Linked DNA regions of Homo sapiens: region 1 is linked to region 2. A link is a contact called in ENCODE Hi-C data. All regions are on one chromosome and are shown on one strand. Each heading gives the region's core, a stretch centred on a gene start or an enhancer-like site at or near the end of the contact. The rest is flanking DNA. Distances are from core to core; before and after follow the strand shown.

Evidence for each region. A loop is a pair of places that touch in the nucleus more often than their neighbours do. Pooled maps may share reads with other maps.
Region 1: a loop to region 2 is called in a pooled map, with 2.3 times the contacts of the local background. The contact joins the promoter of LAMC1-AS1 here to the enhancer-like site in region 2. A Hi-C loop is called at or near these places in 2 of 37 single-sample maps with no recorded cell type and 5 of 50 pooled maps.

The regions. Positions count from the first base shown.
Region 1 is chr1:183,138,342-183,144,274 of GRCh38, reverse strand. LAMC1-AS1 (LAMC1 antisense RNA 1) reads left to right here and starts at 3,005. Exons shown (of 3, transcript NR_149048.1): 1 at 3,005-3,133; 2 at 3,306-3,464; 3 at 5,695-5,873. LAMC1 (laminin subunit gamma 1) reads right to left here. Exons shown (of 28, transcript NM_002293.4): 27 at 3,772-3,871; 28 at 1-1,741. The coding sequence ends at 1,485.
Region 2 is chr1:183,540,745-183,547,260 of GRCh38, reverse strand. SMG7 (SMG7 nonsense mediated mRNA decay factor) reads right to left here. Exons shown (of 23, transcript NM_001375584.1): 13 at 6,158-6,277; 14 at 4,759-5,185; 15 at 2,764-2,908; 16 at 1,949-2,331; 17 at 924-1,295; 18 at 9-158. Among named protein-coding and RNA genes, the nearest start is that of NCF2, 46 kb to the left of the region's middle. RefSeq lists a silencer at 3,350-3,399. Within about 2 kb of position 2,165, at least 2 of the 41 ENCODE cell types and tissues checked have a DNase peak (open chromatin) inside an H3K27ac peak, as active enhancers do.

The DNA.
Region 1 (5,933 bases), core at 1,756-4,255, 400 kb after region 2:
TTTGAAATAATTAATAGCACCAGTGTGTCAGATAATAGTTTCTTTCCCCCCACCCCGCCCCTGCTACGCAAAGTACAAAGTTGCATAGTGTTAAAGGCTATATATGAATCTCAAAGGTGGGTTGGTAGGAGGAAGGGGGTGTGTGGCAGGGAACTGTCACACTGTGGTCTTAAAACCACAGAGCTGAGGATCAAAAGTTGAGAAGCCCACTAGGAAACTCCACGTAAGGGTCTTCCCTCTACACTTAGAGGGAAGGTTTAGAGTGGATTTAAATCACAAAGTGCAGGAACTCGATAGCGTTGGCAGCTGTGTGAAATACTGAGTGCAAGTATTTGCCACCAGGATTTGGCAAACAATGTTTTTTGAGGGATTCTGGAAGATGGAAACATCAGAAGAAAACTGGAGCTAAGGGTCAAATGTCTCATCTCTCCAACAGAAGAACAAATGGATACACGGGATTCTGACAGTACAAGCTGCCATCTAAGTTTTATCCCTTTGCTAGAAAAGACTAGGACGAGGAGGCTTGTTTTTCTTCTGTTTTGTCAAGACCTTAGGGATTAACTGTTCTCTGCCAGATACTTAACACTAGTTCCAAGACTAACTAATAAAAAAGCTGTAAGAATTAGTTTGATTTTGAAAACAAAATTTTAGTGGTTATCATATCCCTATTTCTTCTGTGTAAGTTCCATTTATAAGAATATCAAAAGATGTCTTTTGGTCTATTGGTGAGTGCAAGCTGCCCATCCAGATTTAAATTATCAGCTGCCCAAAGATCTGAAAAAAAGTTCATCTTCCTAGTCAATTATTAATATACTAGAAAAATCTTCAGCCATGTTCACCTGGAGACTTTTATAAATAATTGCATCCTGACCCACGGATGGCTCAGTGTCCTACACTCATAATAACTAAAAGCACTGATGGATGGCTACCGACATTCTAAATGACCAATACCTTTGGCACAGGATGTTTATTTCCTTTTGCTTAGAAGGAAGAGGGGTAGGAGATGCAGATGCATTTTCTTTATCCATGGACTGGATATACTGGCCATCACAATGCTACTGTTAGTAGCCAAACTTTTCCTTCATAGAAACAAGAGTACTGAGACTGAGGAGGTTCTGCTGGTATCGATGAGACAGGGGAGGGCTACTTGCTCTACCCCAGCATACATGGGCTCACACGATGTGCTTATGCCACTGTACAGTAACGTAGGATGCCACGTCCTCACGCAAATCAGAAGGGAAAGTGTGGGTAAGGTAGCAACGTGAATGGAAGAGACACTTTATTAGATAAAACCCTTTGTTCCCGATTCAGGATGTTTAATTTGCTTCTCTTTAAACTCTGTGACTTTTCCTGGTTCAAAAGGACAGTCATGGACAGCAGCAGAGGAGTGGGGGTCTGAAAAATGTAATCTTTGTGTCAAGGCACTCTGTGGCCTCACAACTGCCCCCCTGTCAGAGGGATGCTGCCTTCCAGCCCTAAAGACACTAGGGCTTTTCAATGGACGGGGTGTTGAAGCAGCCAGATGGTAAGGTCTTCCTGATGTCCTCCAGATTGCGAATGTCCTTCATGATCTCCTCGATATCTCGGTTATAGTCCATGATGGCAGCCTCCTGCTTCTTGGCTTCATTCTCCAGGTCAGACACTTTCCTATCAAGATCGCTGACCTTCATTTCATCTTTGGCTTTGTTTAGGGTGCCTTCAATCTCGTTTAGCTTATTCAGGTCCACTGTATCCAGCTGCCCTGGAGGGTCAGAAAGTACATAGAAGAGAACAGACATATTCAGTAAGAATGATCCCTTCACAAGTACCTGCACTAGACTCTAGGCCCAGCAGCTGCCATTCTGCACAGGCAGCCCGGCAAATGTGACTTGCAGATTGTTGATGTCACACAATGGTATAAAATATGCAAACCAAGTACAAATGCTGACCTAACCCAGCAGGGATGGGTCTGAGCATACAATTAATATAGAGCTGGATGTTTCTTTCTGAGACAATGGTTTTTGCAGAATGTTTCCTCAATGCACAGCTACCATGTTCTAGACCTTTGAGGGCCATCTGATAACATTTAATACCTTTTCCAGGTGTATACATGTAAACTCTATGTCATTTTAGTGCCATCAAAGATACACAAATCTCTAAGAACCCTAATCCCTCAGCTCTTAGAGAGATTCCAGGGAAGATGGGTCAGTTTTGAAGGTCACTTTCTGCTTTCAGGAGTTAGACACTATTAGGAGCCTTCCTATGGAAAATGGCCAGGAGTAAAATGCTGAAATAATTTCAGCAAGTCTTCACTTTAAGCTTAGCAAGAAAAAGAGGTTCTTTTGAAAGAAATGAGATGTTTCCATAACAAACAAAAGCAGACACAATAGACAGCATTTCATGCATACTTGACTTGATTAAAGTCTCACAAGACCATTTTACATCAGTGATTCTCAGATGTTAAATAATTTGCCCAAGTTTGCACAGCCTATAGGCAACAAAGCAAAGATACTAACCCAAGTCAGACTAATGTTAAAAGTCTGGCTGTTCCACAAAAAGCTTTCTCTTCTAGCTTACTTTCATTTTATATCCATCTGTTGGCACATAACTTATTCTTGACATTTGAGACCGATAAAAAATACCCCTGTAGCCCCCCACCAAAACAAAATGCACCAGTCTTTAAAGGCTGGCAAATTAAAATATAATGCCTTGCTACAAAGAGTCCTGGCTAGAGTGTTGACACTTTATAATGGAGTCTGGTGACAAAAGTGCATCTGTCCTAAAATGAAGCCTGCTCCCTAACACCCTATCAAACTGGATTAAAAGAAGGTTTCCGTATGCATAGATTTCCTTGAAAAATCAAGGTTTTTCTCTCTTTTGGCATGAAAGCTTTCCCCTCATCGGACTGTCCTTACTTAGCAAATGAAGAGAATTCCAGGCAGTAAAGTCATGACCAGTTTTAAGTGTTCTTTTTCGTTTTTTAAATTGAGACAGGGTTTCGCTCTGTTGCCCAGGGTGGAGTGCAGTGGCACGATAACAGCTCACTATCACCTCAAACTCAAGTGATGCACCTGCTTCAGTCTCCCGGGTAGCTAGGACTACAGGCGTGTAGCACCACACCCAGCTAATTTTTAAAATAATTTGAAGAGACGAGGTGAGATCTCGCTATGTTGCCTAGGCTGGTCTCAAACTCCTGGCCTCAAGCTATCCTCCTTGCATGGCTTCTTAAAGTACTGGGATTACCAGTGTGAGCCATCACACCCAGCCTGTGATTCTACTATTCTTTTATTCTACTATTGAAATCCTTTACTTTAAATCCCTTAAAGATACTGCCAGCAAGATGAGTTAAGAAAAATCACTGTTTAGTTGTACAATGATACTGGACCATAAATGCTACCCTAGCTGGCAATATATCTTCAAAATATAAAAAGAAACTCCTCAGACCACAGTGTTCTACTTAGGGCAAGGTCCACAGAAGGCACCTAGTAAGTACTTGTCACATTAACACAGCCTAAAGTCATGATTCAGGTCACACTGTAAAGCTGACAAATAATAAGTATGGTAAAGAAGCAAGTTGCTCTTAAAGACCCTGTCATGCAAGACAAACATTTATTTTATAAGGCTTTCAAAAATAAGCAACAGCAAAAGGAAATATTAATAATTTAATTAATGACTTAAAAGGGATTCATGTAAACCTATATCATCTGCTTTTGAGTCAACTGTACTATATCAGATCCTAAGAACAGTACAAAAGATTCAGAGACTGACAAAAATGACTCTATGGCTACGTACCCAGCTGCTCCAAGAGGTCATTAATAATGCTGAGGAGGCTAGTAACAGAGTTTTTGGCTTTTCTGGCATTGATCTCGGCTTCTTGAGCAGCCTGTGAAGCCTGTAAGGGAAAAATGAGGCAAAGAGTCTTGACTGTATGTTTTCATCTTCTTTAAATCTTTTTTCCCAATGACCCAACAAATCTAATTTCCAGATTTTCTTCCCTTTTCTAACTTAGGAAATTGAAACCTCTCATTGCTTTTTTTTTTTTTTTTTTTTGGTGGGGCTGCTGCATATCTTCATATTGAGGATGTTGGTATTTCTACTTCATCAAAGTTATGACTAGGCAGTCAGGATGCCTACACTCACTAACTCACTATATTTGTACTTCAAAAATTAATCTCCTTTTCTCACATTCTAACTCAATAATATATGGAGGTATATTCATAGTAAAGCCTATTAAGCAGAAACAAGTTATTTTTTAAGGATGATTATAGAAACTATGTTTCAGAACCAAAACATGTCCTTCAGGACACTCTTAGGGACTTATTAGAAATGTCCTATTCTTTGAAAATTTTCATAGTTAAGTAAAGCTCTTCTAGGAGTTCTCTTCTGTAAACTCCCCCTCCACATGCAATGACCCAGCCACAGTCCCCCTGACACACATACTCATTTATTGGGGCAATATAATTTACATTTTAAAAACCAAACAAAGGTAAATACACTTGGGAAATTCCATGAAACCTGAACAAATAACTGTGCATGAGTCATAGGAAACAGCAATGGAAGAGGAAGTGTCTAAATATCAGAAAACAGATGTTCTCACAAATAAATCTAGTTGAGATTTAAGTAAGTGGCTCTGAGCCTCTTACCACATAATTGTTTTTCCTAGTTTTGAGTAAGGACAACACAAACATTTTGGGATCAAAACAATGTGAAGATTTAAAAAAGAACAAGAAAGCAAGGCAGAAAAAACCTTCACAAATAAATGATTAATCTCTGTCCAAACGGCAGCTGTCCTTATTGAGCATCCACAAGCTTGTCTGCGAGTGTAAAAGGAGGGAGAAAGGACCCTGCCAGGGCCGGCCAAGAGCGATGCACCTGCATTTAACCTGTGGTCTCCAGCCTCCTCTTCCAAAAGAATGAAGCTATAAACCTTCATTCTTCTGGTTAAAAAATACAATACAGATTCAAATAATACTGGCCAAATGCTGGCCTTTCAGAATTGACAGAAATACAAATGAGATAGTGCATGTGAGGGTGGTTTGTTTCCTTAGAAGTTATTTACCAAAATAATAAAAGATCTTCTTTCACCCTTTGAACTAAACCAAAACCCTTTTTTGAAGCTCCTAAAGAATATACTGTTTTCTTTTTCAATATGCTTTAAATCTAATGTTTCTACAATCATATTAAAAATGAAATCCATATATGCTCAACATGTGAGAAACATCTATTTTTTTTATGGGAATTTTTGTTTTTTTGAGACGGAGTCTTCCTCTGTGGCCCAGGGTGGAGTGATCTTGGCTCATTACAACCTCCACCTCCCAAGTTCAAGCAATTCTCCTGCCTCAGCCTCCTATGTAGCTGGGGTAACAGGCACCCACCACCATGCCCAACTAATTTTTGTATTTTTAGTAGAGATAGCGTTTCACCATGTTGGCCAGGCTGGTCTCGAATTCCTGACCACAGGCGATCCACCCACCTCGGCCTCTCAAAGTGCTGGGATTACAGGAGTGAACCACTGCGCCCAGACACCTTTATGGGAATTTTTACTTGAGCCACACCATAACGGAGAAAATCAGGACAATCCAAACCAACATCCACCCCCCTACCTGTAAAAAGCATAATAAAATTAGGTGGTTGCACAGAGATAGTTTCCTTTATCACTTCCCTAGAGTTTTTACTGAGATTAACAGGCTTTGTACTTCTTTTTTCCATCCCAAGATGAAAATGACCCACACTGAGGGACTATGTTTTCTGGCAGCAGTGAACGACGGCCTCTTCTTTGCCACTGAAAGTGAGCAAGTAACCACAAGTTCGTGTATGTCATTACCGTGATTGCTACACCCAACTGGAAAAAGAATATTCCTACTGTGACTCCATTAAAGTCTTTTCAAAGCAAAATATAGCATAGAACAGAAAAATGGACCTTAGTTCTTCCTTGGGCCATCCATTGACAAGTC
Region 2 (6,516 bases), core at 916-3,415:
ATACATACAAAAAGGCTTCGTCCAGGAAGAGAGGCGAGAGGCCCCAGCAGAGCCGGGTAAAGATCAGGAGGGTTAGAAAAAATCAGCTCTTCCTCTTCCTCCAAGGCAGCCAGACTCTTTAACAGGTCCGGAGGAAGCAGAGGGGAGCTCTTGGGGTCCTAGTGACAGAAAGCATCACAGTGAGAAGCAATAAGGGATAACAAAAGCATAAAGGAATAGTAGCATAATTAGGTGGAAGAAGACAACTAAAGTCAAGGGGATAGTGAGATAGATGGTATTAGGCAAAGAGAAAAAACGCTCTGAAATGCAAAGGCAAAGCGACACAAGGACAATAATGGAGAAAGTTCAAGACAATAGAAAAGCAAAAATACTGACAGAGCAGAACACAAAAGGTTAATGTGGCTAGTGAGTAAAACAATGCTATGGAGCAAAATGATTAGCATATCTTGTGCTAACAGAGAAACAGATCTTTTAAAAAGTTACTAACATTCACCTGTTTCTCATGAATAAAAAGGGCAAAGAAAGGGACCTCCACTGTCCAAGATAACTGGCTAACCTTGTTCCTCTCAGAGAGCAATTTATTTAAATATCAGTAAACCTATTTTTAAACTTAGATGATTCAGCCCAACTGAGAGGAGTGCTTTGTCTCAGAATTCTCTAACATGCTGTTTTAGAGATTTCTGTACATGGTTTCTTTGCCAGACCATCAGAGTTCAAAATCAGTTACGGAATTCTTCAGCTTCCAAACTAAAACATACTGTGCAACTCTGAGGAGGAAACCAAGAGCTACACCAATACTCAGTGGCATTCTATAGTACTAACGAATAAGAGTGGCCTTTTTATAAGATCTATTTGAGATATTCAAAAGACAGTCAACCTCAGACCTATCTCCAAATTGCCTGGTGATAGGAAAGAACACACACCTCAAACGGCATTCTGGGTACAGGATCCTGCTCTGGACGGAAGACTCCTGGTGACCGTTTGCCCCTGCGGTCTATGTTTGCTTGCTGTGCCATTACAGATCTGTTATCAGCCATGCTGTAGGAAGAATCCCAGTAGAATTCTGGGACCTTGACTTCTGAGGGATTATGGTTATATGGCTCCATGGGAAAAGGCTTCATTTTTTTTTCTAGAGGCTGCTGCTGCATTACAGGAGGTTGCAATGACGGCTCAAACAGTTTTATGGGGTCTTGGGTCTGAAGGTAGTAGGGCTGTTTCACAGGCATAATTTTCCCTAATGGGCCTTGAACCTGAGGGGGATTCCACAGCTGTTTGGAGGCATCTGCCTGTTGATACTAAAAAAGAGACGCCTGTCATAAAGGTGAGGATAAAATGCAATATTACTTATAATGAATGCTAAAGAATCACAGAATGAACTTGGGGTGTTTTCCAACCAACAAAACTCTAGGCAAGGCAGCAGTTTCCTTTACCTTTTGGGCTATTCAATACTCAGAGCTTTTTGGAAACAGATTATGGGCACCACACTCATATTTTCTTTTAATTCAACTATTTAAGAGGTTTAATGAATGAATGAATATATTTGCATAAGAGTGTTTGTTTCCCCTTTCTGCTTCAAGTGCTGTGCTTCCAACGACAACATTTAAGATTGGTGTCACATCTGTCTTAGCACCTCATCAAGACTGTGATTCTATTTCCCTAGTAGTTTATGTTCCTATAGGAGAATTATTTGCAGAAAATCCATTTTCAATAAAATGGACACTTAGTAGCAGCCAAGAATGGTACTTAAGATCTAGTATTTTATCCTTTACAAGAGTAAGGAAAACATTTGAACTTTCATAAACAGTAGAGACAATACTTTTGTTTTCCCATAATCACTATAAATCTAAGCAAGAAGTATGTCAAAGTTTAATGAGCATTTCTAACATTGAATCTTTCAGCATTTCCCCTTATTTCATTCAGCTGGATAGTACACACAACTGTAACTTACCTGCTGGAATCCAGAGTGGTGAGGCGGGCTTTTCCCCAAAGCCGGCACAGCTTTTGTAGGGGATTGTTGTTGCTGAGTTAGAGCTTGAACCTGCAGCTGGCTTGTAGACTGTGCTGTTGGCTGAGCTGGTAAAGATGTAAGGGGTTGCTGGGAAGGTGGCTGTGATTGTTGAGGTCCCTGGTTCATTGGCCCTGGTCCAGAGGGCCGTTGCTGGCTGTAAGGAATGTGGGACTGTTTCCCAGCTTGCACCTGGTTTCCTGCTGGAGAGTGAGCTGTAGGCTGAAGAAAGGTTCCTGGGACAGAAACACCAGCTGGGAAGGTGTAACCTGAGCCCATAGAAAATGCCACAGGCGGGGGGATAACATATGTTGGGGGCGGAAACCCTTCAAAACAGAAGAACACAGCTTTAGTTTTAAGGAAACAGCAAAAAATTGCAAAAAAAGTCATTTTTTTTTTAACAGGTAGGTAGAGGGAGTCTTCTAACACATCACAAAAGAGATTAGTCATGTTGTCAATCTTTAACTTGATTTGAAGAACTAAAAATAGACTTGATATTTTTCCTCTATCCACTGAAGTAATCAGTGTTCTGTGAGTAGCTTCTGTATTTAGTGATAGGATTTCCTTCATAATAACAAACATGCACTTGTATGTACACTACACACAAACAGTTCAAAAATAATTTTATAAGTATTAGGGAAAATAGAACTTTTTATGGCTTAGTAACATTACTCCAACAGAAAACACATTTCTCAGTGACTGAATAGAAATTCTTGCACAGAAAAGATTAAGTAGAAGAAATTACAAAACATATTTACCTGGCCTGCTGGGAAGAGGAGGGAAGGCTCCAGGGTGATGAATGGGGATGAACTGGGAGTTACTTGCTTGAGTTGGGGTTTGAGTTACAGGTGTTTTTCTGGCTTCAGACACTGGAGTCTTTCTTAGTTCTGTCTGGGATTTTACCTGTAACCAATAGAAGCAAAACTATCTATAATAAATTGAAACTCAAATGTGCTAGAAAGAAGACCCTACTCCTAAGAAAGTATTTAAAACCTCATTAGATCAAAAAGTACATGCTGAAGATATTTAAATTCACCTAAGTTAAAAATGGAAAATCAAAGCAAATTATTTAATAGCCAATAAAAGATAATTTTACTATCTTAGTTTTACTAATTATTTTGCTTTCCCATGATCACAAAAATCCAAAAATGTAAAGGACCTTAGAGCCCATTTGTTTTACAAATGAGATGCCTGATGCTAACAAGTTGAAAAAAACTTGTCTATGACTTTAAGTTGCTTGTTCTGGGGCCCAGGGTTCTCTATACTCTAATTCATTAAACGACATACATGAATTATGAACTAATAATGACTATTAACCCATAGGTGAGTTATTTTGGCCCTCAGTTTGATTTCATCTGGGTAGCCATATGTGCAGTCAGGCATCCACCTTCCACCCTGCAACTTTACCACCCTTCAGAATAAATAAGGATACTTTCAGCAGTAAGGAACAGGCCCTGAGATCCTATAGATGGAGCCAGAGAGTAGATGTCATATGCACTGCTCAAAGTTGAGCAAAATGAGGGAACATGAGTAGCATTTATAGAAAACCCAGGACGAGGTACAGAGTGTGGTGATATGTTTACTCTTTCTTTCTTTAATCATTTATAGGTGATTTGAGATGGATGAGAAACCAAAAAAGGAGATTGTATTTTCAGTCTGGACCTTATTGTGAGCAGTTACAGAGAATGGAGGAAAGGTAAACAGAAAATGCTGGACTCATTATCTCTAAAACTCGGATCCTTTGGCTTTCTAGTTCATTTTTTTTTTTCTTGCCTTTCCCTAGCATCTCTCTCTCTCCCCTATGTCTTAATTTCTACCTTGTCTTTCTGTTTCTCTCCTTGCTATAATGTTAAAATGGAACTATTATTTTCTTATTTCTCTTTCTCAAAAAAATTAGAGAAATACTTCAAAGGTACTATTTATTTGTAAGCAGCCTTCAACAATGTAAAGTTTCTCATGCAAACACATACATTTGCTAAAATGTGTTAACAACTCACATGGCTGCTTAAGTATTTATTCAAACATTAATAGTATTAATAAAACCATCACAGAATAAAGGCCCTTTTCTGTTTACATGAAACCATCTTTTCTATTTGGGAAAATATATTAATAAAAAGAAAGTCACAAATAACTGAGCAGTGCTTATCTTTTCCCAGCAAGAAACCTGGGTTCTTCCTTTATAAATTCCCAGGATCCAGGATAAGATTAAAGTGATATTAATACCAATAGCCGGGACAAGTATAATTGTCAATAAAAAAGTCTCATATTTTTCCAAGAAAAAAAATACACACACACACACACACACACACACACACACACACACACACATATATATATATTATAGTGAATCTAAAAAAAAAAACTGCATAAGCCTTAATATACTCTTGGTTCTACTGGATCTACAGAAGACCCCAAATCTCCACTATAGCATTGACAAATGGTAGTTATATCTTCTAAATAAAATATAATCCTGTGTGAAACTGACAACTCTGCAACTAATCCTTTCAAACTGCTTAAATTGGTGAAGACTGACGAAAGTGTCAAATCAGGCTGAGATTTTTTTTTCACTCACAATTCCCAAGAATTGAAAAAGTAACCATCTATCACAGCTCTTTATATAACCTTACTATGCAATTAAATAATGCATTTAAACTTCCAGGACGGCCAATTCTCATGGCTTTAGAACAAAATGAAAAATCTTGCCTTTTGTGTGAGCCTTCCTCTACCTGCTTTATAGTTCAAATACAGCTTACCTGCACTGCCACATTCTGCTTTCCTGTTTCCTGTAACTTTTCTAAGGTGCATTTCTTGGTTTCAGTTTTCCTCTTGTTGTTGTCCTTCTTTCCATCATTCTTAGTTACAGTTATTCCTTTGCTATAGTCCCTTCTCACCTCTTTGGGAGGAAAACTTCTTCCTTGGTCTCTGTTCACTTCTCGTGTCTTAATGTTTTCTTTGAAGGTAACCACTGGCTTCTCTCCTGTGTCACAGTTGTTGCTTAAATTTCGGCTTGTAGATAGCACTGATTTTAGCCCTGGGCTCCCATCTGCAGCCAGCGACTCTATCACAGATGTTTCTTGCAGAATGAGGTTCTCTTTGGCTTCACTGGGGTCTTCCAGTATTAATTCTGGGATTTCTGTGATAAACAACAATTTCCCTACCTCATTTTCACACTGAATCAGCCTAAAAAAGCAAAAATAAATCCATATATAAAAAACATTAACTTAAAAAATAACAACTGAATTGTGTGTGGATCCAAGTCAATATATTCCTAGCACTAATAACCATGAAAACAGCAGGATATAACAATGTGGATTCAGGTAACACAAAAAGTAGTTATGTAGAAACTGAGGTTCTCATTATCACACTTAACATCGTCACAACCTATCCCTCTGGCTCTTTCAACGTTTGCTAGAATTTACATTTTCTGAGCATGCTTCAAGTGCAAGACACTGGTCTAGGGCCCTTGATATGTCCTATAAGGTAGCTATATATAATTCCTATTCTATAGATGTGAAAATTGAAGCTTGGAGGTGGTAAGTTCATTCAAACATGGAAGCATTTAACTACCTACTGTATGACAGAAACCTGAATACAAAAATGAGGAAGTAGTTAGTGACTTTGGAAAGGTTATAATCTACTGGGGAGATCCCAAGGACACCCACTTGAGAAGCTGCGGAACTCGAAACGGAACTCAAACCAATGGAATTACAAAACCTGCGTTCTTTTCCCTACACTAACGACCACATCTGCTTTGTACTTAACTGGCTACTAGCACGATCTTGGTCTGTCCTGCCTGAAACTGACTACCATGCCCAGGCCAATACAAATTACCATGACTGTGAAAGTACAGTTCAGTTAGATTTACAGAGATATTTATAAATTAGAGCAGAAACTCACGATAAACAAGAAAGACCTCTGTAATACACAATAGGGAGAACAGAGATTCTAAATAAAGAGTATACTTACTCACTAGGGTTATAATTAGATGTTGTGCTACCAACATGTCGATTTAAGAGTTCATGATTGACAATATTTATACCAAAGCCTAAAATACGTAACATATGAGATGTGTGTGTGTGCGCGCGCGTGTGCGCGCATGTGTTTATCTAAAAAGGTGGTTAAAAAGGGGTAGACCAGAAGTTCCAGACTTACCTTGGCTGATTATCAGCAATCCATTTGCCTATAGAGATCAAGCGTTGCTGTCGTATTCGTCGTTGCTGGCCTTCTTTGTCCCCTGTAATACCCTGGTGACCTTTGGAAAAATCCAAGTTCCTAAAATTGACACAAGCAAGTTATGAGAATATTAAATTGCTAAAGATATTTTCCAGGCAACCAAGTTCACCTGATTAACTGTAATGGCTTCAGATTACTTCCCACATAGGTTAGCTACTTGATGTAATCAACTGCATTTATTAGAATTTATACTACCAGAGATTTTTACAAACTATGAAACAAAGCAGAAAAGAAAATATACAAATTCATTACATTAATGTAATATTTTTACTCACATT